Regions from separate parts of the Mus musculus genome. Here regions 1 and 2 are each linked to region 3. The links are chromatin loops, found by intact Hi-C in ENCODE. Cell type or tissue: heart. All regions are shown on one strand. Each heading gives the region's core, and the rest is flanking DNA. Links, peaks and the distances in the headings are about the cores only. Region 1 holds the start of Rpl38 (ribosomal protein L38). Region 2 overlaps Dnaic2 (dynein, axonemal, intermediate chain 2). Region 3 has its middle 21 kb from the start of Cd300lb.

Region 1 (9,915 bases), core at 1,238-9,237, 240 kb after region 3:
CTGGAACTCATTATGTAGAGCAGCCTGGCCTTGAAGCTGGGAGCACAAGGGTCTTTTTTTTTTTTTTTTTTTTTTTTTTTTTTTTGGTTTTTCGAGACAGGGTTTCTCTGTAGTCCTGGCTGTCCTGGAACTCACTTTGTAGACCAGGCTGGCCTCGAACTCAGAAATCCGCCTGTCTCTGCCTCCCAAGTGCTGGGATTAAAGGCGTGCGCCACCACCGCCCGGCTTGCACAAGGGTCTTAAGCAGGAGGTAGGTGGTGGGCAGGTACCAGTCAACACGTTAGGTGGCAAACTCGAGAGCCAAGTCAGGGCCAGGCTTGGTTGGGCACAGCGCTGGGGAGCCAGCTGGAGGGAGGATGCTTAGTGCTGCAGGCAGAGGAAGGAAAGGAGACCCCAGAGAGGGCAGGGAGAATTTCTAACTAGGTGCTGTGGTGCCCCTAAAACAGGCACTCTTGCTCTATCAAAGAACCTTGCTAGGAGTGCTTCCCTGCTCCCTGGCCGCTAGGACTTCTCACAGTCAGCTCTGTTCTATAGTTGCTAGAGCCTGGCTGCTACATCTGCCCCGGACAGCCGAGGCACCATCAACCCCCTAACCCACCTTGTTCTCACAGATGTCTCGCTAGTCCAGGATTGTCTAGGAATCCTCCCGAGCCTAGGACACCTAGTGATGAGCAAAGTCTCTTTCCAGTTTCCTGTCTTTCCACGTGTTTAGTAGGGAGGGGAGGCTCTAAACCTCGGTGATTATAAACACGTCCAGTGCTTTTGTCCTGAGCTGGCATGAGGGTGGCTAGCTTGGGGGGTGCCTCCACAGGGAACAGTTAGGCTGATGTCTCCAGAGGATTCCATGGTGGGTAGAAATCTTGTGGGGTGAGGGACTAATGGGCAGGGGAGAAAGGGAATCCAGTCAGGAAACCCCAAGATCTGCAGTGCAAGGGCCGGGCTGGGCTGTGGCTGCTTCCCAGTGGCCAGGGTCGGGGAGCGGCTTCTGAGTTGATGGAAATGTTCTGTGGACTTGAAAAGCCCACATCCCTGTACAGCTAAGACTTATAGGCCTACACCCAGTCTTTTCTAGTAAGACAGGTCTTGCTATAGTCCTGATTTCCTGGAACAATGTAGCCCAGGCTGGCCTGAACCTTGTAAGGGAAGTGAGGGCAGTTGAAGCACAGGGCTGACTTAGGTGCCCTCAGCCTTAGGACCTGATGTAGACCCCTGTAGCCAAGCAGAGAAATGTGAAGCAACTTCCCAGAGGCCCCTCTTGAACCTCAGTCACAGGCAAGAGATACAGCCTTAGCCAGAATCCCGAGGGCAGGGAGGTGCTGCCCGGTGTCCCGCACACCTGCCCTCAGTGACCCCAGGATGCCTCTGCTCACTTCCCTGTTAATTTTGAACCTGGTGCAGAGTCAGAGGGAGTAGTAATAAATACATGGCCACCAAGGGAGAGCTCAGTGCCAGGGCATTCCAGATGTGTGCTGACGCAGAGGTGAGGGAAGCCAACCAGGAGTGTACTACTGAAGAGCAGGCTGGGCCCTCAGCCTTGGTGAGCCCATCACCTGAAGGCACAAAGACATTATTCAGTCTCTGGAGCCAGCCTGGACCGCAGAAGCACACCCTAAGTGACTCAGGATTGGCAGGGTAGGAGGCGCTGCATGAAAAAGTGCCTTCAGCAGACCACAAGGCCAGACAAAGTCAGTCTCCTAGGAGCCAGAGGGAGCCTTTGAGAAATGAACTGGGGACAAAAACAAAACACCCAAAGCTGTAAACTGTCTCCCTTGGGAATCCCAGGCAACCACACTCCCATCCCACCCACTCCCCGGGGTAAACAAAACCCATGCCTCCCCAAAAAGCTCACAGCATATGCAAAAACCTCTTCCAGAAAGATCTTTACTTCTGGTTACAACCTGCTTGTTTAAGCATCTAGCTCAGCCTGCTGCAGTACATTTCCTAAAAGCAGAAAGCACTCCCAGTAGCAGTACATTAAATTGGGCACTGCACACCTATGGTCCCAGCACTCAGGAGGTGGGGGCAGGGTGGACTCAAAGTCAGCACCTGGGATGCATGTGCTATCTCAAAACAACCCCCTCCTCAGTTACGGGGTTTACTTACTGCGGTAGAGTGCCACCTGGTGGCAGGCCCAGTGGCTTTGACTTTGCCTGTCCCTTTTTAATTCTTGAAAATTGTCATGTTGTTTGCTTGTATGCATGTATGTGTACCGGGTGCGATGCAGTGCCCAGAGGCTCGGATCCCCCACCCCTGCCCACTCTGCAGTCCATGGTAAGGCAACCCCACAGAAACCATCCTTTCTTCAGCATTCACAGCGGAAGCCCATGCTTTCTTGACTTCACATTCCAGTCTTACAGAATGGAACACTCTTGCATCCAGGGGCTCCAAGGACGGCTCATCTGGCAGCTTCTCCCTCTCCCACATTCATCTCAGGTGACCCATCTCAAGGCCCACTTCCAAGCCTTGGGAGTATACACCAGCTCCCCTCCATGAAGAGCAAGCTCTTCCAATTGCCTTCCCAGGGTATTAAAGTTTCCCCAAACGTAGGCTAAAAGGAAGGCGATTCAACCACTGAGATCCCAGTTGAAGATGTGGGCTGCAGAAGGTGGCACTATCTCAACAGCACTACCACTTCCCCACCAGAGACTGAGGACACACAAAACACTTTTCAGGGTTTTTAATAGTCACACGCAGAGGGCTGGTTCATTTCAGATCCTTCACTGCCAAACCTGGGGAAAGAAAAGATTGATGGTTGACATGACTCCTTCCGGAGCTACCAGGGCGCATTACAAGGCCCTTCCCTCTGCAAACCCAGGATTGTCAATCAGATCAACCAGTTCTTTTGTTTTGGTTTTTCGAGACAGGGTTTCTGTGTGTAGCCCTGGCTGTCCTTTAACTCAGAAATCGGCCTGCCTCTGCCACCCAAGTGCTGGGATTACAGGCATGCGCCACCACTGCCTGACTCAGAGTAGGTCCTTTTGAGAATTAAATAGATTATAATCTGCCTGGGACCAAGGAAGCCATTTCTGGGATCAGATAGAACCTAAGAAACTCAGTCATGGCAGACACCTCACAGTCACCACAAAGTGGCTCCCCTAATGCTGCCCATGCCACTATTCTCCCTCAGGCGTACTCACCCGGGGGTAGGGACTGCTTCAGCTTCTCTGCCTTTTCCTTGTCTGTGATAACCAGGGTGTAAAGGTACCTGCTGCAGCGAACCTTGAACTTCACATTATCCTTGTTCTTCTTGATCTTGACAGCTGCCAAGGAAACCACAATTAAGGATGAGAACTGGTGCAGAATCACACAGGTCATGTTCTTAAGTGGCTGGAATTTTCAGTCACCGCCACCTCAGACTTCCCTCTGCTCAGTGAGTCTTGGGGTTACTCAATTCATTTGCGCATGCACACAAAACCTGCACTCAATACACTAAACACAGCACCGCAGAACATTCTAGAATGACCCATGACCTTTCTAAAAGGATAGCCTATAGAGGAAAGAAATGAGTTATCTTCTCTGGTTAATAATTTTCCAGCCTTCCACTTCTGGCAACCAATTCTCCATACAAGGACACTGGATGCACAGGATGGCTTTTAGGATGCTCCATTCCAGTGTGCAGGGAAGCACCTCTTACACTTTTGTGGAACCTGGCTCTTATTTTATAGTTATGTGTAAACGCATGCCCGTGTGTGGGCACTGGCACGTGGGTGCAGATGCCTGGGTGCAGAAGAGGTCGTCACTGCTACAGGCAGATTAGAGCGGAAGGATGCTGGGAACCAAACTCTGCAGCAGTAGTAAGGGCTCTATAAAGCATCAAAGGGCCTAATGCTTCAGACTCAAGCACCTAACCAGAGACAGGCATTTGGTCTTAACCTCACAGAACAGCTGTGTGTGATCTGCGTGCACAGGTTCTCTCAACTCCACCTCTGACTACTGCTGGAACAGCCTTCACCAGGCACTGGTGCTCAAGGCACTGGTCACTCTGGCTTCCATCTTACCAAGTCCAGACATGGATGGCAGCACCCTATGCTGCCCCAGCCATTATCGCACTCCTGAATACTAACTCTCCTCTCTGGAGGTGAGTGAGGTCTGAGACAGGGTTCCACATATCCGGGCAGGTCCTGAACTCACTGTGTGGCAGAGGACCTTGAACTTCTCTGATCCTTCTGCCTCCAACCAAAAGCACAGGGGTTAAAGTGGTGCCCTTCCCTGTCCAGTTAGGTCAGTGCTGGGAAACGGCCCAGAGCTCGAGGAATGCTAGGTAGGGGCCCTCACAGTCTCAGCCCCTGGGCATTGTCCAACTGCCATATAGCGACTCCACTTCTGGGTAAGTATCCAAAAATAAATGCTGCGTCAGGCTGACAGAAAATGTGCAAGCAGCCCAGTGTCCACCAACTCAATGTGGTGCCCCCACACAGAAGAAGCGCTGACTAGGGCTTCCCACACATCTGTAATACCAGCCCCCAGGAGACCCAGGAAGTTCAAGGTTAGAGAGAAGCCAGTGTAATAGTTGGGTGGGTAAAGACAGCCAGTGTCAAACCCAATGACCCCAGTCTGGTTCCTGAGATCTGCCCCATAGGACAACCAACACCCTCAAGATCCTCTCTGGCCTCCACATGTGCACATATACAATAAACAAAAACATAAGGGGGAAAACAAGTCAGAAATATCGGCCCAGGTCTACAATCCGCGAACACTTGGGAGGCGGAGAGAGACTCCCTGAGCTCTAGATCTGAGGCCAGCTTGGGCTACAAGGTGAGTGCCAATGTTATTCCAGATCCATATAGCCTATTTCTAAACAAAACAAAACCAAACCCACCAGAAATTGGGTCCAAAGGCATTTCTCCTAACCCATACGCTTGATTCATTTTCTTAACTAATTAAGGAACTGACAGGCCTGCTAGGTTGACCTCAGCAATCTGGAGGCATGACCTCTGATTCCACACTCTTAAAGTTAAACAGGAGAAAAGAACTGTGGCCCGTGGCCGAGCTGAGACTTGAGAAGGCAGTGCCAAATGTTACAGGCCGGATGGAAAACACCAGCAAACCCCACTGTGCCCACCAGCAGGAGACATTCGCCAGGCCGGTGGCCGCCGGCCCACAGACAACCACATCAGAGGCAACAGCCTGTCTGACGTGACAGAGTACACCTAAGGACCTTGCAAAGGCTCTTCCTGCCCACCTAGGTCTACTTCCGCTCATTATCTGATGTTTATAAGTCCGATCTGGGGAGGAAAAGGAAGGCCCATAGGGCTATCTCACACAGTAGAAGACCAGACCTCTTTTTAGCTGCCATGGGAAGATAACATCACCCAAGGTTTCTCGCTAGGCACATCCTCCCCAAACATCCTTTAAGTAGCAGACAATTCCCTCTTCGTGTATGAAAGAACAATACAGAAAGCAGCAGGAGCCGACAAACAACTTTGAACCTGCTTGTTTTAATCTATTTTCGAGACAATGTAACCAAGGAGAGCCTAGCATTTCCCCATCCCTTTGTCCCTGCCTCCGGAATTCGGGGACTGCAGTCTGTGCACCAGGCCTGGCTCTGAATCTCAGCTCATGCCGAGCAGGAGCGAACCCAGCGCAGGAAGAAGCAAGCGCCTTGCTATGTAGGCCAAGGATAGCGTTGGATGCTCAGTTCTCTTGCCTCGGCCCGAGATTAAGCAGGCAGACCTGGGCCAGCACACTGGCTCTGCTTTGTCTCGTCACCTCGCACTCGCTTATTTGGAAGCTGAAGGTTACTGGTAAATGACACTTTTTTCTTTTTTTTTTTTAAGGACAGGGTCTCGCTACGCAGCCCTGGAGAGCTTCTAACTCCCAGGGATTCTCCGGACTCCACCACGCGGGCAAGCCCGGTACTGAACTACAAGGCTCGCTGTGATCGGGGTGTGCACACGTGGCAATGCCAACCTCAGTGTGACACGCTGGGTCGCCAAGCTCGCCATAACCTGCTGTTCCGAGCCGCCCGATGCCTCCCTCCGCCCGTCCCTCGGGCTCGCCCTGAGCCTCCCGGGAGCCCGCACTTACACTTGGCATCCTTCCGCCGGGCTGTCAGCAGAAAGTCCTTGATCTCCTCAATTTTCCGAGGCTGTAACATAGGAGGGACAGAAGATGAGCCGGGGGAACGTGCGCGTCCGGGGGACGCCCAAGCCCGCCCCGGTCCCTCGTCCCGCACTCACCATGGCGACGCGGGCTCGGCTCTGGCGTCCGCACCTGCGGGGTACAATCCCGAGTTAACCGGCCGCGATCCTATTTCCCCGATCCGCCCGCCGCACCCCTCCCTCCTCCCTCCCTCGCTCCCCGCACACCCGTGCTCCCTGCGCCCTCCCCGGCTGCGGATCGCCCCGGATTGAACGCCCTTCCCCACCTGCCCAGCACACTCACAGCGATGAGAACCGAAGAGAACGGGGAAAGAACGAGGCTTCCGCTTCCGGACGGTTAACCCCGCCCAACAGAGGAAACTGAGTACGGTGTCTGCAAAGGACCAGAAAGGATGCGTTCATCATTTCAATTTCAGCAGCCCTGCCCTCTTCTGGTTCAGATTAGTAGTGCAGCTTCTTATAGCAATGGCGTTAGGCTGCCAGCATCACCCTCACCTCCCTTCTTATCCTTTCCCCTATTGTCCCCTCTTTCTGTCACTCATCTTATTATTTTTTTTTTACATTTTATTTTATTTTTTGTTTTTCGAGACAGGGTTTCTCTGTATAGCCCTGGCTGTCCTGGAACTCACTTTGTAGACCAGGCTGGCCTCGAACTCAGAAATCCACCTGCCTCTGCCTCCCGAGTGCTGGGATTAAAGGCGTGCGCCACCACGCCCGGCTACATTTTATTTTTATTGCGTGTATATTTAATTTGCTTGTATATCTGTGCATTAAATGAATGCAATGCTCATGGAGGCCAGAAGAGGGCATCGGATCCAGGGGAACTGGAATTACAAACAGCTGTGAAATGCCTCGTAGGTGCTGGGATCTGAACCCCGGTGTTCTGGGGGAGCAGCCAGTGCTCTTAGGACTGAGCGATAGCTCCAGGTCCAGAAGTGATTGGCTATTTATGTATTTGTTTATTTGAGACGGGGTTGGGTCACCTACCTTCTTCATGCTTATAACAGGCCCAGCAGAAATGATAGTCCAAAGAGCCACTATGTGCCTCACTTGCGTGCAGGGCAGAACTTCTGCAACCACCTGGGTAATCAGAAATGGCTCCTTTATTGCATCTTGAGACCCATTATCCAGGTCAAGAATTGAGCCTCCCCTGGCCAGACAGCTCAGGCCAGCTCTCACCACACGTTGCTTCTTTTTTTTTTTTTTTTTTTTTTTTTTTTTTTTTTTGGGTTTTTTGGTTTTTCGAGACAGGGTTTCTCTGTATAGCCCTGGCTGTCCTGGAGCTCACTTTGTAGACCAGGCTGGCCTCGAACTCAGAAATCCGCCTGCCTCTGCCTCCCGAGTGCTGGGATTAAAGGCGTGCGCCACCACGCCCGGCTACGTTGCTTCTTTAGACATGTAAGAAGTGACAGCTTTGGGAAGGCAGCGTTGCTTCCGTCTGCCGACTGGGTTCCCGCCCGGCTCTAACTTCCTTAGCACTTTGTTAGTCTTTATGATAATGCCTTGAAGGTTAGGCTCCAGGAAACTTTAGGTAGTGGTTTTATTTTCAACCACTTTTATTTTATTTCAACCGCTCTACAAATGTCTCCATTTTATTATGTTTGTCTCCCCCCCCCCCCAATTTAATAACTCACAACAGAATGTAATTGCCTTGTACTTATTACTGTGGAGAGCCTTCCCCCCCACCCCTCCCCCCCACCCCCACCCCGGAGGATGAGCGCTTAACCGTGAGGTTTTCAAACTCACCTCTTTCTCTCCTCCCCGCTCCCTTCGCGGAGCTCCTGCCTCCCGGTGATACGGGGCAGAAAAACTAATTGTGCAGGAGTCTTTTTCAAGAACAGAGCTGTGCTTCGGCGACTGCTGGTAACTGTTGGGTTTCAGACCCCAGAACAAGCAGCTGAGGTGTATTTTACACACCAAAGCAGGCCTGGCCCCCAGCTTTTCCCAGCATCCCTCAGTCCCTACCTGGCAGACCCTTTTCCCAACCCTAAACTTTTAGGTCCCCGGGCTGTCCACAACAGAGAAGGAATGTTTGGTGGGGGTGTGGGGAAGGGGGTGCCTCCGCGGACCCATGCTGAGGCATCCCTTCCCCCTGAGGGACCAGCCACACTACAGTATAGAATAGAGTATATTCAGGGCATGGAGAGGGGAGTTGAGAGAGTAGTAGAGGAGAGAGAGAGAGAGAGAGAGAGAGAGAGAGAGAGAGACAGAGACAGAGACAGAGACAGAGAGAGACAGAGAGACAAACAGAGACAGACAGAGACAGACAGAGAAGAGGCTGGCCATGAGCATTTGGAGGGAGAGGCGGGAAGGGAATGGGGAGTGGGGAGAAAGAGGGTAAGGGACAAAAAGACAGAGCAGGAACAAGAGGACAAGAGAGAGGGGAGAAGGCAAGCAACCCCTTTTATAGTGACTCAGGCAAATGCCTTTTGGGTCTTTTCTGCCTCCTGTCGCCTCAAGTAACTGTCCTTTTGGCCAAACTGAGAGCCTCTTGCTGGTGCTTCTGGTCTGCGGGGACGTCTTTGCTGTATTACAGTGTCCCTTCATAACCCATTCCATTTTCTACTTGGGGCCAGACCTTCAGCTCCGATGCCCCCCCCCCCCCAGCCCCTTTGTCCCTCCTGATATGTTCTATAAAGCATGATATGGTGCTGTGGGAGGTGGTGCCTTAGCAGGCCCAGAATAAAAGGAAGTTTTATTTGGGACTTGGAAAGGGGGTCTGGAGAAGAGGCAGAGGAAGGGGACCGAGAAGGACACAAAGAGGAAAGAGAAAATAGGGAAGAGGCAGGCTGGGAACATGTAGAAAGAGGGAGAAGGAGAAGGAGGGAGGGAGGGAGGGAGGGAGGGAGGGAGGGAGGGAGGGAAGGAGGGAGGGAAGGAGGGAGGGAGGGAGAAGGAAAGCCCAGACAACCCTTAAATGCCTGGCTCCTGGCTAAGTAACTGTTGGGCGGAGTCTAGAGGAAATGCTAACACCTTCCGTATAGGCTGTGTGGCAATGGTGGGGGTAAGCTCTGTTTTTTAAAGAGAGGGTCTCCTTGTGTTGATCTAGGTATTCCTGGAACTTGCTTTGTAGATCAGGCTGGCCTTGAACTCACAGAGATCTCATGACTCCACCTTCCAAGTGCTGGGATTAAAGGTGTGGACCACCATACCCGGCTCTTTTGGTTTTTTTGGACAGGATATATCTTATAGCCCAGGATGACCTCCCTGAGAGGCAGAGGGTGGCCTCCTTGAGCTTGCAAACCTCCTGTCACCACTTCCTGAGTGCTAGCATTACAGATATGAGCCACCATGCCTGGTGCTGATGTCTTGACCCAGGACTTGTGCATGCTAGGCAAACACTCTATCAACTGAGCTATGTCCTTTGGTCCTTTGGGGATAAACTCTTCCTGTGTTTGTACTGACTTTGAGGGCAAGGACAACGTAGAACTTTCTTCTTCTTCTTCTTCTTCTTTTTTTTTTTTTTTTTGTTGTTTTTTTTTTTTTTTTTTGTTTTTTTTGTTTTTCTTCTTCTTTTTTGTTTTTGTTTTTGTTTTCTCGAGGCAGGGTTTCTCTGTATAGCCCTGGCTGTCCTGGAACTCACGCTGTAGACCAGGCTGGCTTTGCTTGAACTCAGAAATCCACCTGTCTATGCCTCCTGAGAGCTGGGATTAAAGGCGTGAGCCACCACTGCCCGGCTAAGGTAGAACTTTCTTCTTCCTCTTCTTCTTCTTCTTCTCCTTCTCCTTCTCCTTCTCCTTCTTCTCCTCCTCCTCCTTCTTCTTCTTTAAATGTAGACTTTAATAAGTGTACAGGGCAGCTTGTGGGGCAGCTG
Region 2 (9,915 bases), core at 1,278-9,277, 170 kb after region 3:
ACCAGGTCAGAGGCTAACTTGGAGGTGTCAGTCCTCTCCTTCTCCCAAGAGAGTTCTGGGGATCAAACACAGATTGTCTCACCAGGCAGCAAGCACCTTCTCCCAGTGAGTCATCTTACCAGCTCAAACAAAAAGTCATCCCTTGGGGCTGGAGAGATGGCTCAGCGGTTAAGAGCACTGGCTGCTCTTCCAGGGGTCCTGAGTTCAAATCCCAGCACCCGCATGGTGGCTCACAACCATCCATAATGAGATCTGATGCCTTCTTCTGGTGTGTCTGAAGACAGCGACAGTGTACTTACATAAAATAATAAATAATTATTTGGTAGGGTGATGCCCACACCTAATCCCAGCACTTGGGAGGCAGAGGCAAGCGGATTGCTGAGAGTTCGAGGCCAGCCTAGTCTATAAATTGAGTTCAAGCCTAGCCAGGGCTACAAAGAGAAACCCTGTCTGGGAGATAGGTAGATTCATCCCTCAAGGTTGGTCAAAAGTAGGTGAAATATTATGCCCCCTGGAATATATGCTCCTCTGCCGTATCCAGCATGGGATGCTGGAGACTGAGAACCTGAGAACCTGGTATGGGGGCTGCCCCGTGTCCACCCCCTGCTGTGTGGTGTCAGTGGCTTCACACAGCCAGATGCCCACCTGGGGCTGAGTGGAAGCATCCGGCAGCCCCCACCACGTCCACCTCTGAAGTGGGCCCCTGCGTACACTCTGCTCCTGTGCAACCCTCCCCTTACTTGGTCCACATGATCGATGACTCCCGACTGTCCTCAGACCAGATGCGGGCTGTCCAGTCTCCAACAGTCAGAAAGTTCTTTGGGTAGAAGGGGTTTCTCTGGAGGGCATAGATGGGGCCGTGGTGGCCATAAAAGGTGCAAACAATCTTCTCTGCTTGCGTCTTGGCCTTGCGGTTGCAGGAGATGACGATGCCCTGTTCGGTGCCCACCATGAACTTGGTTGGCTGTGGAGAGGAAGACAGAAGAAGGTCCGTGAGGTAACATCTCTAGGCTGGACCCACGTGACCAGCAGGCTGCCTGGGAACTTCTGCTTCAGCTGTGTCCAGGCTGAGTCCCATCCCACTCCACAGCCTCATTGGGAATTTTCTTGAGGCCGGCACACTTTATAAAGGTATCCTTGGCTTTTCTGGTCCCTAGAGGATCATCAGGGGACCCTACTACAGGTGTTACTATATATACTATGCAGTGTATGTGTCCATATGTGTGTGTTTGGTGTGTCCATGTGTGTGTATGCAGTTTATATGTACAGTGTGTGTTTGTGTGTGTGTGTCCGTGTGTGTGTGTGCAGTGTGTGTGTGTGTGTGTATGCAGTGTGTGTACACAGTTTATGTGAACAGGGTGTGTTTGGGCGTATGCCCATGTGTGTGTGCAGTGTGTGTGTGTCCATGTGTGTGTGTATGTGTTTGGTGTGTCCATGTGTGTGTATACAGTTTATATGTACAGTGTGTGTTTGTGTTTGTCCATATGTGTGCATGCAGTGTGTGTATAGTATGTATAGGCAGTGTGAATATGTAATTTGTGTGTGTCCATGTGTATGTGGTGTGTGTTTGTGTGTGTGTGTACATGCATGCATTTGTACGCAGAAGTCAGAAGAAACTGGGTGTCTCCCGCTATCACTCTGCCTCATTCCTTTGAAACAGTGTCTCTCACTGAACTTGGATTCTTGCTTTTCTGATAGGCTGGCCGCCAGCAAGCCCCAATCCTCCTCTTGTCTCCATTCTCCCACAGCACCGGAGTTAAAGGATAGCAAGTGCTTTAAACACTAAGCCACCACTCTAGCCCCGGTAATGCTGTCATAAGGATTTTGAATATTTGTTTATACATCGAATAAACAAGGCCCAGAGTGGACACAGTGTTTCCCTGAGTGTGCAGAAACTATATCCGGCAGGAGAATGAAATTGGCTCAAGCTGTCACTGTGAACTTAGAACAGGTAGCCAGCCAGCCCTCAGGAAGCCACCTGGTGGCCAGTGACACAAGTTGTCTCCCCCAGGTCTGGGAACTACAGGTGTGCTTCCTCCTGCCGCCTAGAAACCTTACTGTGAGCATCTGTGGCAAGGCCGGAGACCTGACTCAACAGCACTTGCTACCAAAACTGACAACCTGAGCTTGGTACCCAGAACCCAGGAGGAAGGAGAGAGCCAGCTTCTGCAAGCTAGATTCTCTCTGAGACCTCCACAGGTTCATCACACACACACACACACACACACACACACACACACACACACACACACCCCACATGCATGCTTGCACCTGCAGACACACACATATACACACATGCACACATACATAGAGTACAGCACACACTCATGCATGCTTGTGTGCATGCACACACATACACATGTACACTACACATGCATGCTCATACACATGTACATATGCACGCACACATGTGCGCACACACATATGCACACACAAAGATAAATTATAAAAAATATATAAGAGTGTGAAAACAAAATAAGGAAGGGGCAGGACCACAGCTCAGTTGGTAGGGTGCTTGTCTAGTAGACATGGAAACCGGGGTTCAAACCCTACACAAACAGGCATGGCTGTGCATTGCTGAAATTCTGTTGTCAGGAGGGGAGGGGGAGGCAGGATTAGAAATTCAAGGTTATCCTTGAATACATAGAGGACACCCCAGACTACCTGTTTCAAAAAGGGGGAGAGAGAGAGAGAGAGAGAGAGAGAGGAAACAGGGAGGGAGGGAGGGAGGGAGGGAAGGAGGGAGGGAGGGAGGAAGGAAGGAAGGAAGGAAGGAAGGAAGGAAGGAAGGAAGGAAGGAAGAAAGGAAGGAAGGAAGACGATTGCTCTATGACCCTTCTCCTTAGAGGTCCCTGAAGGAGGCAAGGTCATAGAGTTAGAGAGAGTGATGAGAATTGCTAAGATCTCAGGGAGAAAGACACCGACCTGTTTTTCTCATTGGTACAGTGTTTCAATTTTGAATAATATTTGTTCTGGCAAGAGAACTAGTTTTTGAGGAGGAGATCCTACGGTTCATTTTGAACATTTGAAAAATCAGTTACAATGAGGGCAAGGCAAAGGGGTTTGATGGGGTTTTGTTTGGTTGGTTGGTTGGTTGGTTGGTTGGTTTGGTTTGGTTACTTTTTGATACAGGGTCTCACTATGTAGCCTTGGCTGCCCTGTAGACTTGCTCTGTAGACCAGGCTAGCCTGGAACTCACAGGCTTGCCTCTGCCTGAAGTGCTGGGATTAAGGCATAAACCACCAAGCCCAGCTTTTCTGGAAATCATAAGAATGACCAGAATCCTTTGAGGAAGAACCGTGTCAAAGCGCGAGTCAGCAGAACCCACACAGCTATGAGGAAGTAAAATTATATTCGCCAGTAACACGGGAGGCAGGGCTCCTTCCCTCCCAGGCTCTTTCTATTCTGACCAGAAGGTAAATAAAAATGTCATGTCTTAATAAAGAGCTTTGAAAGATGGGGAAATTCCGGAGCCAGGTGGTGGGGATGGCTACAGAATGCTATGAGTGGGCAGGGCACTGCGGAACTGCCCTTCAAAGTGGTTAAGCCCAGATTCGGTGGCGAACACCTGTGACCTGGCACGTAAAAAATGGTGGGGGCAGGGGAGTCAGAAGTTCAAGGTCATGAGTCTAGGAGGTGGCTCAGTGGGTAAAGGCCCTAACTGTCAAGCTTGACAGCCTGAGATCAATCCCTGAGACGCGCACAGTGGAAGGAGAGAACTGACAACTTGTCCTTTGACAAGCATGTCTCCAACCACACACATCAAAAATAAACATGTAAAATGTAATTTTTAAAAAATCGAGGTTGTTTTGGGTAAAATAGTAAATTCAAGGCCAGCCCGGGATACAAGGGACTTGTCCAGAATAAAAAGTTAAGAGGGAAGCTGGGTGGTGGTCCCAGCACTTGGGAGGCAGAGGCAGGAGGATCTATGTGAGTTTGAGGCCAGCCTGGTCTACAGAGTGAGTTCCAGGACAGCCAGAGCTACACAGAGAAACCCTGTCTTAAACAAACAAACAAACAACAAACAGTTTGTCAGGCCTACAGAGCTGGCACTTGTTGCTCTGGCCAAGGAGCCAGGTTTGACTCCTGACATCACATGGTGATTCACAAACATCTGTAATTCTAGTTCCTGGGTGTTCTCTTCTGATCTCTCCAGGTACCAGGATTGCATGTGGCACACACAAATGCAAGCAGAACACACACAGAGAGAAATCTTTAAAAATCAATGAATAATAATGGTTAAGGGAGTAGGTGATAATTTTATGAGCTTTCAAACCTCGAGGTTTGTTTCATTCATAGCCTAGGGGTGTGGCTTAGTGTTGAAAGGTTGACCCCAGGTTCAGTATTCAGTAACAAGAGAGAAGCACACAGAGACAGAGATAGAGACAGAGACAGAAAGAGAGAGAGACAGAGAGAGAGGAGAGAGAGAGAGAATACTGAGCTACTAAGGCTGGGTATGAAGTAAAAAGACCAAATTTGGGGGGCCCTGAGAAGCAAGCCATTAGGCCAGCCACGGTGTACCTATAAATGGTCGAGGAAGAGCCCCCTGCCTGCTTGCCTCAGACATATGGGGTAGGCACAGAATCAGAGCTTGGGGCTCAAGTCCCAGCTTTGCCAAGTGCCAGGGCCCTCAGCTTACTGTCACCAGGACTCTTCTCGTTTGTGGGGAGGCAGGGACAAAACCCCGGCCTAACAGGAGCATGGCAGCTGCCGACATCTGGCAAAGGCTGTGTACTCACGGACCTTTGTGTACTCACGGACCATTGTGGAGAAGAGGGGACATTACATTCAGCACGTGGCCTAGAAATCGCAGCATCAGGGCACAATGTCTTCTTGAACGCCCCCAGATAAGCCCTGAGTTCGGGGTGAGTGGCTGCCTTCCCACTCATCATTCCAGCAAGTGAATTCTGGCCTGTGGCTGGGGATGCTGGAGGCAGGTGTGAGGGCAGAGCCTCCCCAGGTCCTACGCATGATGTGACCATGAACCAAATAAGTGACACTGCCAAGGACATAGGAGTGGGGCCACCAAGCTTGAGCCTCAGCTATTTAGAGGAGGGACCAGCCTAAGCCACGACCCATCTGCAAAGAGATTTTCTTGCCTTGATTTGGGGAGAGCGTCCATTTTCTGCTTCTGACGCACTCTTGAGACTGCTCTGATAAACTCTAAGCTTATTTTATTTTTATAGGTCTTTGCTTTTGTATGTTTGAGACATGGTCTTGCTATGTACTCCTGGCTGGCCTGGAATTCTCTGTGATCTCAGCCGGTTTTGAATTTTCAGTGATTTTTCTGCTTCTGGCTTCAATTTTGAGTTAATAAATTTTTATTTATTATCAACATCATCATGATCATCATAACCCCCTTGTGTCCCCCCCGTGTGTGTGTGTGTGTCCATGAATACTATGACATACTATATATAAGTAGAAGTCAGAGGACAATTTCCCGGAGTCAGTTTCCTTCCATAGCTCCATCCAGGAATTAAACTCAGGTCAAATTTGTGTACAAATACAAAGGCTCTCTCTGGCTTCTTGTTTTCTGTTTTGTTGTTTGTTTTGACTTAAAAAAAAAACAACAACAACCAAACAAAACAGGACCTCAAACTTGTTACATATGACTTTGAACTCCTGATCTCCCTGCCTCCAGCTCAGATATGCTGGGATTACAGGCCTGCATCTGCGTTCCTGGCTTTGGGAGTTTCTTTATCATTCCCTGTCTGTTGAGACTTGGTTCTAACGGGGTCTGTGCTCTGCTTTTCCACCTGGCTCCTCTGATCTTCTTTCCTTCCTCAATTCCCGTTTATTTCCCTCCCCCTGCACCCCCCCCCCTCCCGAGGAAGGGAAGTGACCAGCCTAGGGCCTCAACTGAAGCCAAAGCAGTGAGGACATTGGTTCTGGGCAGGATCTTCCCCTAAAACTGGGCTTCTCTGGTTTTAAAGCTCCCCTCTGCTCAGAAGGGCGGGCCTCAAGCTGGTGTCAACGGCAGCCTTCCTGGAGGTGCTCTGCTGCCCCCTGCTGGAAGATCGCGGTAAAGCCTTCACAAGGAGTAAGGTTGCCCGGCAAGGTGCCATGCCTGCTGTCCGTAGCCCAAGCAAGCGAGGTTGAGGAAGGGAGAACAAAAAACACCCACCAAGGTAGACTCGAACTCCAAGGAGATGGCGCCCAGGGCGTTCTCCAGCTGCTCCTTTCTGGAAATGTCCATAATGACAACTTCGATGGGCTCGCTGATCTTGCGGATGTCCCACCACATGACCTGGCAGGGAAGGGCGATTGAGACTGTGAAGACCCTGCCTTTTTCTTTCCTTTCTTTCCTTCCTTCCTTCCTTCCTTCCTTCCTTCCTTCCTTCCTTCCTTCCTTCCTTCCTTCCTTCCTTCCTTCCTTTCTCTCTCTCTCTCTCTCTTTCTCTCTTTCTTTCTTTCTTTCTTTTCTTCCTTCCTTTTTTTTTTTTTTGTTGTTGTTTAAGAAAGAGGGGGCTGCCGGGCAGTGGTAGCGCACGCCTTTAATCCCAGCACTTGGGAGGCAGAGGCAGGCAAGATTTCTGAGTTCCAGGCCAGCCTGGTCTACACAGTGAGTTCCAGGACAGCCAGGACTACACAGAGAAACCCTGTCTCAAAAACAAACAAACAAACAAACAAACACAAGAAAGAGGGGGCTGGAGTGTACAGCTCAGTGGTAGAACCCTCCCTCCCCCCCCCCCCCCCATGCATGAAGCCCCGGGTTCCAGCTCCAGCACTGCACAATACAATACAATACAATACAATACAATACAATACAAAGTACTGGAAGGCAGAACATAAGGCAGTGGTCTCTGGACGGCCCCTCCCCTCCCCTCCCTCTCCTCCTCTCCAGGGTCTGCCGAATGGTACCTGCCCATCAGTGGATGCTGAGAAGCACTCAGTGCCTGTCTTTGACTGCAGCCAGATGGTGCCATACACTGGGTCTCGGTGGCTGAACTCGATGGTGGACAGCTCTGCCACCAGGCTGCCCTTCCGGGTATCCCAGCAGGCTGACGGGAGAAAACCAGACTGTGAACTCAAGGTCCCAGAAACACAAACCGATCAAACCTGTATTAAAGGTTTGTGACTGGGGAGAGTTGACACCCTGAGTTGGAGGCTAGCCTGGTCTACATAGTGAGTTCCAGGCCAGCCAGGGCTACATAGTGAGACCCTGTCTCAAAATACACAAAAATAGGAAACGAGAAGAGAGTCATCAGATAACACGTGTGAGACCTGAGACTGGTTTCCAAATGTTCTAACCTACCTGCCTGTTATTCTTACCACCAATATTTGGCCATGGGAGGTGGGTAGGCATTCATTTGATTTGTTTGGGATTCTTGAGACAAGGTCTCATGTAGCCCAGGCTAGCCTCCAACTTGCTATATAGCTAAGGATGGCCTTGAACTACTAACTCTCCAGCTTCCACCTCCAAGGTGCTGGGTTTATAGACTTGTGCTACATTTATGGCTCTACCTTACTACCTGAAAGGCCCTTGGTTAGTGGTTTTCTTTTGTGCTACTTTAAGAACTTTGTGAAACTGTTTGCAGGTTGGAACTTAGTGTCTGGGGTAAATTGTCCAAGCTTCTGGATCCTGGACATCCATATTGACTCTAGAATCAGCTCTCTCTCATTTCCCTTTGAGATGAGAGCTGTGTTTGGGGGTGGGTGCTCAAGTGTCTGTGAAGGAGGCACGGTTTCTCATCTGGAAAAGGAGTCGAGTTGGAGGGGACAACGCTTCCAAGTTTGGAAATCATCCGGATTTTTAGAATCAGGGCTACGTTCAAACCACCCTATATTTTCTACCATACGATCTACTGCAAAGACTCCTGGGCTGCAGGCTCCACGTGCTCCACCGTGCCCAGCAACACCCCACACCCTGGTGAAACGCATGGGCCCAGGCTCAGTATCGGGAGAGGCAGGAGTGAGGGCAGGAGGTGGAGAGGCTGCTCTGGTCGGGGAAGGTCTGAAGGGAAAGTGGCTGGGAACTAAGGTTGAAGGCAGAGCTAGCCAAGCAAAAGGGGTGAGCCAGGATCTAAGACAGGGGAATCACAGGCCCAGGTCCTCCCAGGCAAGGTCACGCACCGGCAGCTCTCCTTGCTGTATGAGCATGCTGCTGTAAGCAACTCTCGGAGGGGCAGCTGGAAAGGTAACTCAGTGGGTTAAACTTCTTGTCATCCAGCCAGACGACCTGGGTTTGATTCCTAAAACCTACCTGATAGCTCCCAACCATCTGTAAGTCCACTTCCCACGGACCCTGTACCTTTAACTAGACACACATAATGTGGTGCACATATACACGCAGGTACGCTCATGCACAAAATAAGATAAATAAGTCTAAAATTAGAATAGCAATGCTAATTTTTATTAGAATTGTATTATTTATATTATTATATAAATAATATATATTATTTATGTGCTAATTTTATTATTTTTATTTACTAATTTATTCTCTTTTTAGAGAGCCAGTGAGAAGTTCCATCGGGTAAGGGTGCCTCTCACAGCCTGACAACCTGAGTTTAACCCCTGAGATCCACATGGTAATAAAGAACCAACTCCTCCTTCAAGTTGTCCTCTGACCTCTATGTGCTCGCTGTGCTATGTGTGTGTGTGTGTGTATACATATATATATATATATATATATATATATATATATATATACACATATATATGTATATATATGTATGTATATATATGTATATATATATGTGTGTGTGTGTGTATATATATATATATATATATATATATATATATATATATATGTATATATATACATATATATATACCCTCCCATACAATACATTTTTAAAATGTGAATTAAAAATAAAAAAGAGGGCGGGAGAGATGGAGTATCAGTTCAGAACCCTCGCTACCCTTCAGAGGGCTAGAGTTCTGTTCCCAGCACCCACCCTGGGTGGCTCAGAGCTCCCTGTAACTCCAGCTGCCGAAGATACCCACACACAGACAAACCACATGTATGACATTTTAATGATAGAGTAAAGAGGGGGCTGGAAGGTGGCCCCGTGGTTAAGAGCGCTTGCCACTCTAGCAGAGTGTTAGAGTTTGGTTCTTAGCCTCCAGAGTGGACAGCTCGCAATGTCTACATCTATCCAGCTACAAGGGATCTGATGGCATTTTCTAGCTTCTTCACGCATATCCCTACACACACACACACACACACACACACACACACACACACACACACACACACACACAAACACACACACATGTAACTAAAAGAAAATTTTAAAAAGAAAACTCACGGGGGGCACATTTAAGTCTCTACTGTGACCCCTGTCTTTGTGCTTTGCCAACAGAGGGGTAAAGCCTACCTGTTTCCTGTCCCAAGGTATCTGGCTTTCACATCATCCAGAGGGCCACAGAGCCCTTTCCAGGAAAGACGGTTTTATAAACTACCCGACGTACTTACTTGCTCCTAAGTTTTGACCTAGTAGTCCCTAAGCAGGAGACCTTTACTCCTGGCCAGGCCGGGTCCACAGATGTGTTTATTTGAGTCATTTCTCTGCAGAGCAGCGCTTCAGGTGGTTCCTGCGATCACAGATGTCCTATGGTCACAGGGCCCCTGAGCTGAGCTGTTCTGAGCCAGTTTGAAAAGCCACTGACAGGACTCATGAATAATGAGTGAGGAGGGCTACTGAATAAGTCATGGCATTAGCTTCGCTGCAGTCTTTATGGCTCAGACAATGAATAATATGGCAGGGAAATATATGGGGCCCCTAGTGTGACACAGCTGCCCCCTCCTGCCCGTTGTGTGTAACCCAGCCCATTGCATCCTCCTAGCCATCGTGGGGAATTAAGATGTGCCCCCTTACAAAAGGATTATCCCAGCTGGACCTGTTGACTGTGTACTCTCATAGACAAAGGGAGAGCCAGGAGACCCTCTCCTGAGTATGCTGCTGAGGGGGT
Region 3 (9,915 bases), core at 1,076-9,075:
ACTGACATCCTGGTTGGTATGTTAAGACATGAATGTTAGACAAGGCAAGTTCCCTGCCACCACTGAATACCCCAACCAACTGAATCAGGATGCATGTACAACAAAGGCATGTTTCTAAGGAAACCACCATCCCTAAATCCTGATTGGTGGAATCACTTGGCACACATGATTGTAGATTTGGGACTTAAAAGCCCTGTAGGATCTTAACTTAAGGATGCAGTCCAGATCAAGGACGCAGTTCAGCTCCCGAGTCTGGGCTGCATCCCTGATGGATCAGTATTGGGATGTGATGTTCAATAAGCCATCCCTATTTGACCAAGATTGGTGTCTGAGTGGTTTGTGCGGTGATTCCCAGACCCCACCAGGTACGCTCAAAACAGCCATGCCGCTCTTACATCAGTGAGTCCGTCTTGCCTGACAGGTTGATATTGTAATATTCAAAGTTTATATTGGGTAAGACCACTGATCGTCCCCCTGGGTAAGTATCCCCATCACGTACATAGCGCTTTCCTGCACTATTAGCTTCTAAGGAGAAGCTTCCAGCTTTATTCTTTTGTGACCTATAATTGCATTGTGTGATGTTCTTGCATGCGCCCGACTGGCCAGGAAGAACGACGCTGCAACAGGACCCTTCCGCACACGTTTATTGGGAGAGCTTGATTACAGAGGCGAAGTGACCCCAAGCCCAGAACTGGTGCTGCTTATATAGGCCTAGGAGAGGTGTTCTCTCTCATCTGATTGGTTAACTTGTCTCTCATCTGATTGGTTAACTTGTCTCTCATCTGATTGTTTAACTTTGGTTAATTCTCAAAACCTCATCTTGGCAAAAGAACCTTTACTGCCTATGTATGTGTGGTGGCCAGCAGTAGCCAACTGCCACTCTGCAACTGCCACTCTGCAACTGCCACTCTGCAACTGCCACTCTGTAACTGCCACTCTGCAACGGCTTCCCACATGATGTCTTCAGCAATAAGGTAAACCATCTATATTTTAACACTCACTTTTTATTTTGTGTTTCTGAGTGTTTTGTCTATATATATATATGCATGCCTCATGCATGCCTGGTGTTATAGAAGCAAAATGTGGGTACCCTAGCCCTTGGAACTGGAACTACAGATGGTTCTGAGCTGCCATGTATGTGCTGGGAACTGAACCCAGGTCCTCTGCAAGAGCAGGTAGCACTCTTAATCGCTGAGTCATCTCTCCAGCCCCCCAGTTATATTTTAACTGTTTCTCATCTGTTCATGTTCCTACTTTGCTCCTAGGTAGATGATTTTGAATCTACCACATTAAGCTCCCCTCCTTGAAGAGCCTCCTGGTTCGGGCATTTGGCTCAGGGCAGCCACCACTTCCTCTATGTTCTCACTGTTGACTATGCAGGACTTGAAGCCAGTCTAGTTGGGGCCTTTGTGGGTGGGCTGATGCAAGTTCCTTCCTGTTCTCTGGCCGTCGCCATCTTTACCTTCGTGCTAACACTGACTCCTCCTAGTTCCCAGGAAGCACACAGCACACCGTCATCACACTCAGCCCCAGTGGCTTCCAAGGAAGAGATGAACCGTCTCTTCTAAAACATTCCATGAGGCACTCTTTCCACATCTCCCTTGAACTGTTGTGGCCTGGTTCAGACTCATAGGGTCACCTTTAAACAAACCAATGATAAGATGAGTGTGAGCACCTCGCAACCAGGTGCAGAATCCTCTGCCAGTTCACTGTGGGTGTGGCAGTTGGGCAGGAGGCTTCTGAGCAAGCTTTGCTGGAACTCTGCTCTGCTCTTGGACCTTTCACATATTGCCCCTTAGTGTGTGTGGGCACAGCAGCCCCTCACTCTCTCATCCTGTCTCAACAGGGACCCATCATGAGAGCCCAGGGTTCACACTAAAGCATCCCTCTCCTGCATAAAACTGATATTTTGCAGATGGCATTTTTTGTGTGTGAGTGTGAGTTTTCTGTGGGATGCAGTCTTGGAAATTTGACCTTTCAGCTCAGCCTCTCAGCTCAGTCTCCAGGACAAGGTAATGTTTCTCTCTTCAACAAAAGGTTCTATGAGGGAACTGATTCTTCATAGAGGAAGCCTAGATGATCACTGCTTTCCAGATGCGTGTGACAAATCCAGTAGCTATATTCCTGCCAATGTATTAATAATCCATCAATAAATAACTAAATAACTAACAAAAGAAGGAAGGAAAAAAGGAAGGAAGGGAGGAAGGAAGGAAGGAAGGAGGGAGGGAGGGAGGAATATTGTATTATTTGGCTGCCAATTTATCCCTTAAAACTATTCATCAGGGAACAGGCATTTCTCCAGTGTTAACTCGGGTCCCCTCTCTGACTCTGGGGAGGATACATCTTAATCTCAGGGTATCCTCAGGTGGCATCAGCCAAAGGAAGATAGAGTGCTGCTGGCATAGGGTTAGAAGGAAGTGACAGAAATCCCACCAGTCACAGCTTAAAGTCCCTGTCAAAAGGTCCCTGTGTACAGCTGTGGCACCCAGTGTGACCCCTTGACAAAGCTGTTTGGCTGGACCTCCACCTTGGATATTACTCTTTTTAACTTTATGTCTTTATTTTGTGTATATGGATATTTTGCCTGCATGTATGTATGTGTACCATGTATGTGCCTGGGGTCCACGTAGGTCAGAATAGGGTATCAGACCCCTGAACCTGGAGTTACAGATAGCCGTGAACCACCATGTGAGTTCTGGGAATTAACCCAGGTCCTCCGAAAGAGCAGCCAGTGCTCTTAACCACTGAGCCATCTCTCCAGCCCTTTGGACATTAATCTTATCCATCAGTCACTGGGCCACTTACCTGGGTTATCAGAGATGCAGCAAGATGCCACATGTCATAGATTCAATTATGTAGGAGAGAGGACACTCTGATGTGTCTTTCTAGGACTCATTTAGTGATGTGCCTGTGTCGAGAGCCATTGTCTGCTTCCTACAATAACTAGTGCTGGAAATTTCCCAACATATAGACTTGCCAGGATAACAGAAAGTCAACACTGCCCTTCTTCCGACTCTGACACACAGAGACACCACAGGACACCTAAGAGCAGTGAATACCGTTTCATAGTTGACCCCACAGAGCAACTATGGGGAGAGAGGGTCCCACACAAAGTGTTCCCCACCCACCTAAAAAATATACGAAACCTTCGCCTTGAAGACCTTATGGAAGGACACTTTCCTGACCATAAAGAGGGGGCAGGCTAACCAGAGACAGTAGGAAGCTGTGACTGGAATCCAGGAGAATAGCATGCTTGGTGGAACATACACAGACAGCCATGTGCATTCTTCCTATCATGAAACCAAGATGTATTTCTATCCACTGCTTCTGCTTCTAGGACATCCTCCTGTCTATACCTCCCACCTCACAGTAGCAGTGTTAACATTACAGGCTTGCACCACTGCGTCCAGCTTTTTAACATGGCTTCTGGGGGTTAAACTCAAAACAGAGGCAAGCACTTTTACCCCTGAGTCAACTCGCACCCTCCAGGCTTTTTATAGTTCATTTCTACAGAAGCACGTGAGCACTCTTCTTTGTGGCAGCCACCACCAGAAGTTCGTTGTTGGGGACAAGCAGTGGGAGGAAGAAGGAGAAGCCCGGGAGCAGAAAACTTGTTTATGTCCTCACTTCCCCATCCCCAGGGCTATGGCACCAGCCGGGGTCTTGCAGATAGTTGATAAACACAAGCTAAATACAGGAAGGAGGGATGGGGAAAGATGGGCATGATAGAGAATGGGAGAAAAGGCACGTTAACTAAGATGTTTGTTTATTGTTTGTTTGTTTGTTTGTTCATTGAGATAGGGCTTCACTCTTTAGTCCTGGCTGGCCTCAAACTTGCAGCAATCCTCCTGTCTCAACTTCCAAAGTGTTAGGAGGGCAGATTCACAGGGGTGAGTCTTTGCTAATTATAGCTAACTATAATTAAGTCAGCAGCATAGAGAGAAAGTTTCAAAGATGTAAGAATGGTGTTCTAGGTCTCTCAGAGTGCGGCGTGGCTCAGCTTTTCTTTAATTATTTCCAGGCACTGAAGCTTATTTCTTTTACTTTATTTTATGTGTCTGACTGTTTGCCTGCGTGAATGTCTGTCGCCACACTGTGCAGCACCCACAGAGGGCAGAAGAGGGTGTCAGCTCCCCTGGGACTGGAGTTACAGGCGGTTGTGAGTCTCCATGTGGATGCTCTTAGTAACTGGCTGTGTCTCTAGCCTCTTCTCCATTTTTTTTCTACAATGATTATTCCTCAATCGTTCCCAACATTAAAAATACATTCCCAGCGCCTTCAAAATTATTTACAAACAAAAATCCAAGCAGGTTCACGCCTCCCCAGTTGTTCTCAGCACTCCCCACTTTCTGACTTCTGAGGGTCATGCACACTCCTCCTCCGTGGACATACAAACATCACATCTTTTCTTCGGTCACTGGTCTCTTCTATTTATGAGACTCTGTTCACCATTTGAGAGTTACTTTCAGGAAGCCACCATGGTGCCTGCTCACCTCTACCTCAGCAGGAGGCCTGTCCCCCCTGCTCACTGGCTCCTCAGCTCAACGTGTAGCCAAGAATAAGTTTGAACTCCTGATCCCAAGTCCTGAGATTACAAGCATGTGCCACCACACCCAGCACCTGGCTGGCTTTATCCTTGCAGTTGAAGGTATTTCTTCATACAGTGTTGACATCTGAGCATAGCTGATCTCCAGGTCCCTTTGAGACTCTGTCTCCATTTAAAACTAAGACCTATGTATTGGTGGGAAGAAGGAAGAGATGGATGGAAGGAAAGAGGAAGGGAAGTCATTTATATAAATAGGATGTTTGGGGGGGTCAATGATCCTTCTTGGTGCCCCCACTAAACTGTGTCCATGGATTCTGCCATTCCCATTCCTCACTTTTCTGCCCAGGCAGTCGAGAACTCTGGGTTTGACAGTTTCTTGGGTTTCAGAAGTACATTGTGGGCTCTGCTGAGCTGCGTGGTCCATATTTGTAGGGTCTAATCCAAAGGAAGCTTGGGCAGGCAGCAAGGAAACTGCACGTGAGTGAGTCCAGGTCTGGAAGAGAGTCTGGGTGACAACAAGGACCAATGGCTGGGACACTGGGCATTGCGTGTGACAAGGACCAATGTGGGGCCTCTGGGCATTGTGTTCCAGGCCTAATACTTAGATAGCCTTAAATAATAGAGTTCTTCCTTAGTCCGTAGGAAGCCCTAGCTTCTATCCCCAGCACCAGTTAAAACTGGGTATGATGGCACACACCTGTAATCCCAGCACTTGAAAGGTGGAGGCAGGAGGATGAGGAGTTCAAAGCCATCCTTTGCTACCTGGAAAGTTTGAGGCCAGCCTGGGGTACATGAGATATTAAAATAAAATAAGATAAAATAAAATAAAATATCTGTGCATCTTCTTGCCTCACTGTCTATCACTCTGTCCCCCATTTTTCTATACCCACCACAGGGACAGTGACTGACCTTCCCTTGGGCAGGCTGCAATCAATGGAAAACGTCAAGAATCAGGATGAGATAACAGAGCACAGCACAGGAAACGCGCGATCAGGAAGTTTCGGGTTCTCTTTCCACATCAAGGGGAGGGCAGGGGAGTGGAGTGCCAGGCAAGGGTTGTTGTCCTTCCTCTTAATTCAAGCTCTTCCCCTTCACAGTCGCAAGACACAGAAAATGCAAAATTCTCTGTCCCGGCTGGACAGCTAGAGCAAGACATGTGCGATTCTAGCAGTGGCCACAGGGTGGAGACATTGGCTGTCCAATCCCTCAGTTATGCTCCAAGGTGGAATCAGCTCCCAAAACCACTGGGGCAGCCCGGTGTCTTAGTTAGGGTTTTACTGCTGTGAACAGACCATGACCAAGGCAAGTCTTATAAGGACAACATTTAATTGGGGCTGGCTTACAGGTTCAGAGGTTCAGTCCATTATCATCAAGGCATGACCACGGCAGCATCCAGGCAGGCATGGTGCAGGAGGAGCTGAGAGTTCTCCATCTTCATCTGAAGGCTGCTAGCAGAAGGCTGGCTTCCGGGCAGCTAGGAGGAGGGTCTTAAAGCTCATGCCCACAGTGACACACCTGCTCCAACAAGGCCACACCTTCTAATAGTGCCACTGCAGGGGCTGAGCATATATAAACCATCACACTCAGTGAGTGCAAAGTCAGCCAAAAAGGCAGTGTGTTCCTCAGACCATTTCCTTCTCCCTTCCTTCCTTCCTTCCTTCCTTCCTTCCTTCCTTCCTTCCTTCCTCCCTCCCTCCCTCCCTCCCTCCCTCCCTCCCTCCCTCCCTCCCCTTGGACAGGTCTGTTAATATACTCTAGTCTGACCTTGAACTTGCCATCCTGCCTTGAGGTTATGGTTTAAAACTTTAGGTCTTTGCAATAATTTTGGACAGATGGATTAGGACTAACTTAACATACATTCCATCAGATTCTGTCGGTGAGCATAATTAATTAATATTAATTAATTTTTTTAAGGAGAGGGGGCTTTGCAACTGCTCTTCCTGTAGTCTTACCCACCACTGAGCCTGTTTCAGGGAGTCCTGAATTTAGCTAAGAATTTAAAGGGGTGGGCGTGTAGCTCAGTGGTAGAACACTTACCCAGCATAGTCATGCAGTGGATTATTATGGTATGGTGCTGCCATTCTTACATGAGAATGTAGAATGATCTCTGAGGTAGTTGTGGCCTGAAACACTGAGGGGTGGGAAAGGGGGGCTCAGAATGGGAAGCCCAGCATCCACGTGGCCGAGGGAGCAGGAACATGAGGACCACATCTACGTGAATATGTGCAAAATGGCCGGGTAGAGTCACAAGCCACAGAACCACATCTAGTCAACGACAGACCACATATGTGATGTTGGATCTCAAAGAATGTCATGAGATGACAATTATTCCCTCGTGACGCCGGAGCTGCCTAACATTGTCGCTGAAACCATTACTTGCGGGTGTATAGTGTGGTATAAATAAACACACCTACAGCTTTGCCAGGAATATAAAACTATAGTGTGGGGGGTGGGGGTGTTGGAGACAGGCCTCTGTTGTGAGAGTGTTTGCCTAGCATGCTCCAAGTCCTGTCCACAAACTCATTTCTCAGAGCCTGTCCTCACTGTTGAGTGACATAGCATTGAATCTTTCCATATTTTGAAGGTCCTCTCTCAAACTCACTTTAAAACTGTTTTTATTGTTTAGTTTGTTTTCAGAGACACAGACTCACTCTGTAGCCTACACCTCACTATGTAGCCCAGGATAACCTCAGACCCTCTGAGGTTCTTCTGTCTGGGATCACAGGTGTGAGCCACCACAGAGGGACTCAGGGATGAATTTAATTGACACTGTGATGGCATTGAAAGGAGGACATCTACAAGCTGACAGCCGAACCTTCAATTCACAGGCCTTGAGGACACTCGACTTCTCTCTGAGGGCTTGTCTTCTCATGGCTGAGCCAAGTCCTCCCTGGGGCCCACCTTGTTCAGGGGCTGCCTATGACACCACTGCCCATGGGACTCCATCTCTAGCTGGGCCCATTGACCAGCAGCCGTTCTACTCAAGCTCAGAGCTCGTAGTTGCAGTCGCTGGTCATAGTGTCTTTTATTTCTTTATTTTTCACTTGTTCACTTTACATCCAGCTCATTGCCTCCTCTCCGTCACCCCCTCCCACAATCCTTCTACCCATCACCATCTCCTTCTCCTCTGAGTGGGTGGGGCCCCCAGGTATCTCCCCACCCTGGCATCCTCTCCCACTGAAACCAGACAAGGCAGCCCAGCTAGAAGAACATATCTCACATACAGGCAAAAGCTTTTGGGTTAGGGCCCCCCTGCCCCGGCTCCAGTTGTTTGGGGCCTACATGAAGACCAAAGTGCATATATGCTACATATGTGTGGGGAGGCCTAGGCCCAGCCTGTGTATGTTCTTTGGTTGGTGTTTCAGTCTCTGAGAGCCCCAAGAGTCTATACTCGTGGGTAGGTAGGATTAACCTAAGCCCATCTTACCAGAAGCAATCTACAAATTCAGTACAATCCCCAACACAATTCCAACACAATTTTATAAGCCTTTAAAGAGAAATTTTCAACTTCATATGGAAAAAAAACCCAAGATAACAAAAACAATTCTCAACAATAAAGGAACTTCTGAGGTAATCACCATCCCTGATTTCAAGCTGTACTATAGAGCAATAATGATTAAAAAAAACCTGCATGGAAGCCGGGCATGGTGGCGCACGCCTTTAATCCCAGCACTTGGGAGGCAGAGGCAGGTGGATTTCTGAGTTCGAGGCCAGCCTGGTCTACAAAGTGAGTTCCAGGGCTGTACAGAGAAACCCTGTCTCGAAAAAACAACAACAACAAAAAAAAACAAAAACAAAACTTTGGGCTGGTGAGATGGCTCAGTGGGTAAGAGCACCCGATTGCTCTTCTGAAGGTCCAGAGTTCAAATCCCAGCAACCACATGGTGGCTCACAACCATCCTTAGCGAGATCTGACTCCCTCTTCTGGTGTGTCTGAAGACAGCTACAGTGTACTTACATAGAATAAATAAATAAATAAATCTAAAAAAAAAAAAAAAAAAAACCTGCATGGAATTGATACAGAGACAGACACACTGATCAATGGAATTGAATCTAGGAACCAGAAATAAACCTACACACCTATAGACACTTGATTATTGATAAAGACGCCAAAACCATTCAATAGGTTATAGTGTCTTAAAGCAACACAGACCTTACATCTCTGGATCAAAATTCTTTTTTTTTTTTTCCATTTTTTATTAGGTATTTAACTCATTTACATTTCCAATGCTATACCAAAAGTCCCCCATATCCACCCACCCCCACTCCCCTGCCCACCCACTCCCCCTTTTTGGCCCTGGTATTCCCCTGTACTGGGGCATATAAAGTTTGCAAGTCCAATGGGCCTCTCTTTCCAGTGATGGCCGACTAGGCCATCTTTTGATATATATTGGATCAAAATTCTTAAATCAAGATGTTGATAGGCTGTTCCTCCTTCTGCCTCTAGGGGGCGTCCCCTCACCTACCTTTTCTCATTGCCAGGGGTCCCCTGAACTCCTTGGCTCATGGTCCGTATGTCCATCTTCAGAGCCAGTGTACTATCTTCACAACTCCTTCATTCTTCTCAGTAACAGCTAGCACAGGCTCTCTTCACATTCTTACATATAGCTGAAAATACCTTGATAATTCAGACTCACTTTACACACACACACACACACACACACACAGAGTCTCACACAAAATCCACATGCCATCACCTAGGTAAAGTGCCTTTTTTTTAAACTGGCAAAGAATTTTATTAACCTTTTCCAAACTTTATTCCCACCCAGGCTTCTTCAGCTTAATTTGCTGCAAAGAATGAACTAGGTATAAGCGAAAACTAAAAAGAGCTGCAGTGTCCGGGGGCCTTGAGCTAAAAAAAATATTAAAGATCTAGATTTTATCAGATCCATAATAAACAACAAAAAAAAATTTTTTTTTAAAAAGCAGTCATGACATAAAATAGCAGTTCCTGTAACTTCTGCAAGAGTCACCTTCTTCAGAGGTTGCTTCAGTTCAGTTTGCCTCACTCTTAGAAGCCTCATCATAATTCTCCACCAGATCTGGAACTTCATCCTTGGCATCCAGAGCTTCAGTCTGTCTCCTTAAACTACTCAGACTGCATGCACCAAGCTGGCTGAGGATGCTGGGAAGCATCTCTGTCTCGGAGTGGCCTGTAATGGTGACAGCGTTTGCTGCTAGAGATGCCTGAACTTTCGGGTTGTTAAAATGGATCCCTGTTCCTTGTTTTATAAACATGTTCACCTCCTCAGTACAAGAGATACTGTTTACCCCTAACTTCTTTAAGGAGAATGGCAATTTGTTATCATCTGCCATGGCTGCTCTGTGAACCACCTTCTTCTTTCCCACTGATGTGCACTTGTGCCTGA

Evidence for each region. Peaks named below come from ENCODE experiments on the same cell type or tissue, not always from the same donor. Only the 100,000 strongest peaks of a DNase experiment are listed, where the experiment ranks them.
Region 1: a loop joins it to region 3, with 3 times the contacts of the local background. A loop is called at or near these places in 10 of 42 quality-filtered maps.
Region 2: a loop joins it to region 3, with 6 times the contacts of the local background. A loop is called at or near these places in 29 of 42 quality-filtered maps.

The regions. Positions count from the first base shown.
Region 1 is chr11:114,665,079-114,674,993 of GRCm38, reverse strand. Rpl38 (ribosomal protein L38) reads right to left here and starts at 6,414. Exons shown (of 4, transcript NM_001362918.1): 1 at 6,180-6,414; 2 at 6,028-6,088; 3 at 3,138-3,260; 4 at 2,661-2,729. The coding sequence starts at 6,182. The coding sequence ends at 2,704. It also overlaps the pseudogene Gm11689. In heart, for the core only: CTCF peaks have their summits at 2,108 (motif pointing left), 5,843 and 6,563 (motif pointing left); DNase peaks (open chromatin) are centred at 5,051, 5,843, 6,433 and 6,963; H3K4me3 peaks cover 3,189 bases; H3K27ac peaks cover 2,020 bases; H3K27me3 peaks cover 1,426 bases.
Region 2 is chr11:114,741,387-114,751,301 of GRCm38, reverse strand. It overlaps Dnaic2 (dynein, axonemal, intermediate chain 2), which reads right to left. Exons shown (of 13, transcript NM_001034878.3): 7 at 6,862-7,001; 8 at 6,125-6,247; 9 at 741-964. Among named protein-coding and RNA genes, the nearest start is that of Dnaic2, 19 kb to the right of the region's middle. In heart, for the core only: a CTCF peak has its summit at 6,020 (motif pointing left); a DNase peak (open chromatin) is centred at 6,001; H3K4me3 peaks cover 535 bases; H3K27ac peaks cover 306 bases; H3K27me3 peaks cover 2,220 bases.
Region 3 is chr11:114,908,812-114,918,726 of GRCm38, reverse strand. No RefSeq gene overlaps it. Among named protein-coding and RNA genes, the nearest start is that of Cd300lb, 21 kb to the left of the region's middle. In heart, for the core only: CTCF peaks have their summits at 5,706 (motif pointing right) and 8,988 (motif pointing right); DNase peaks (open chromatin) are centred at 1,416, 3,546 and 5,646; H3K4me3 peaks cover 335 bases; H3K27ac peaks cover 536 bases.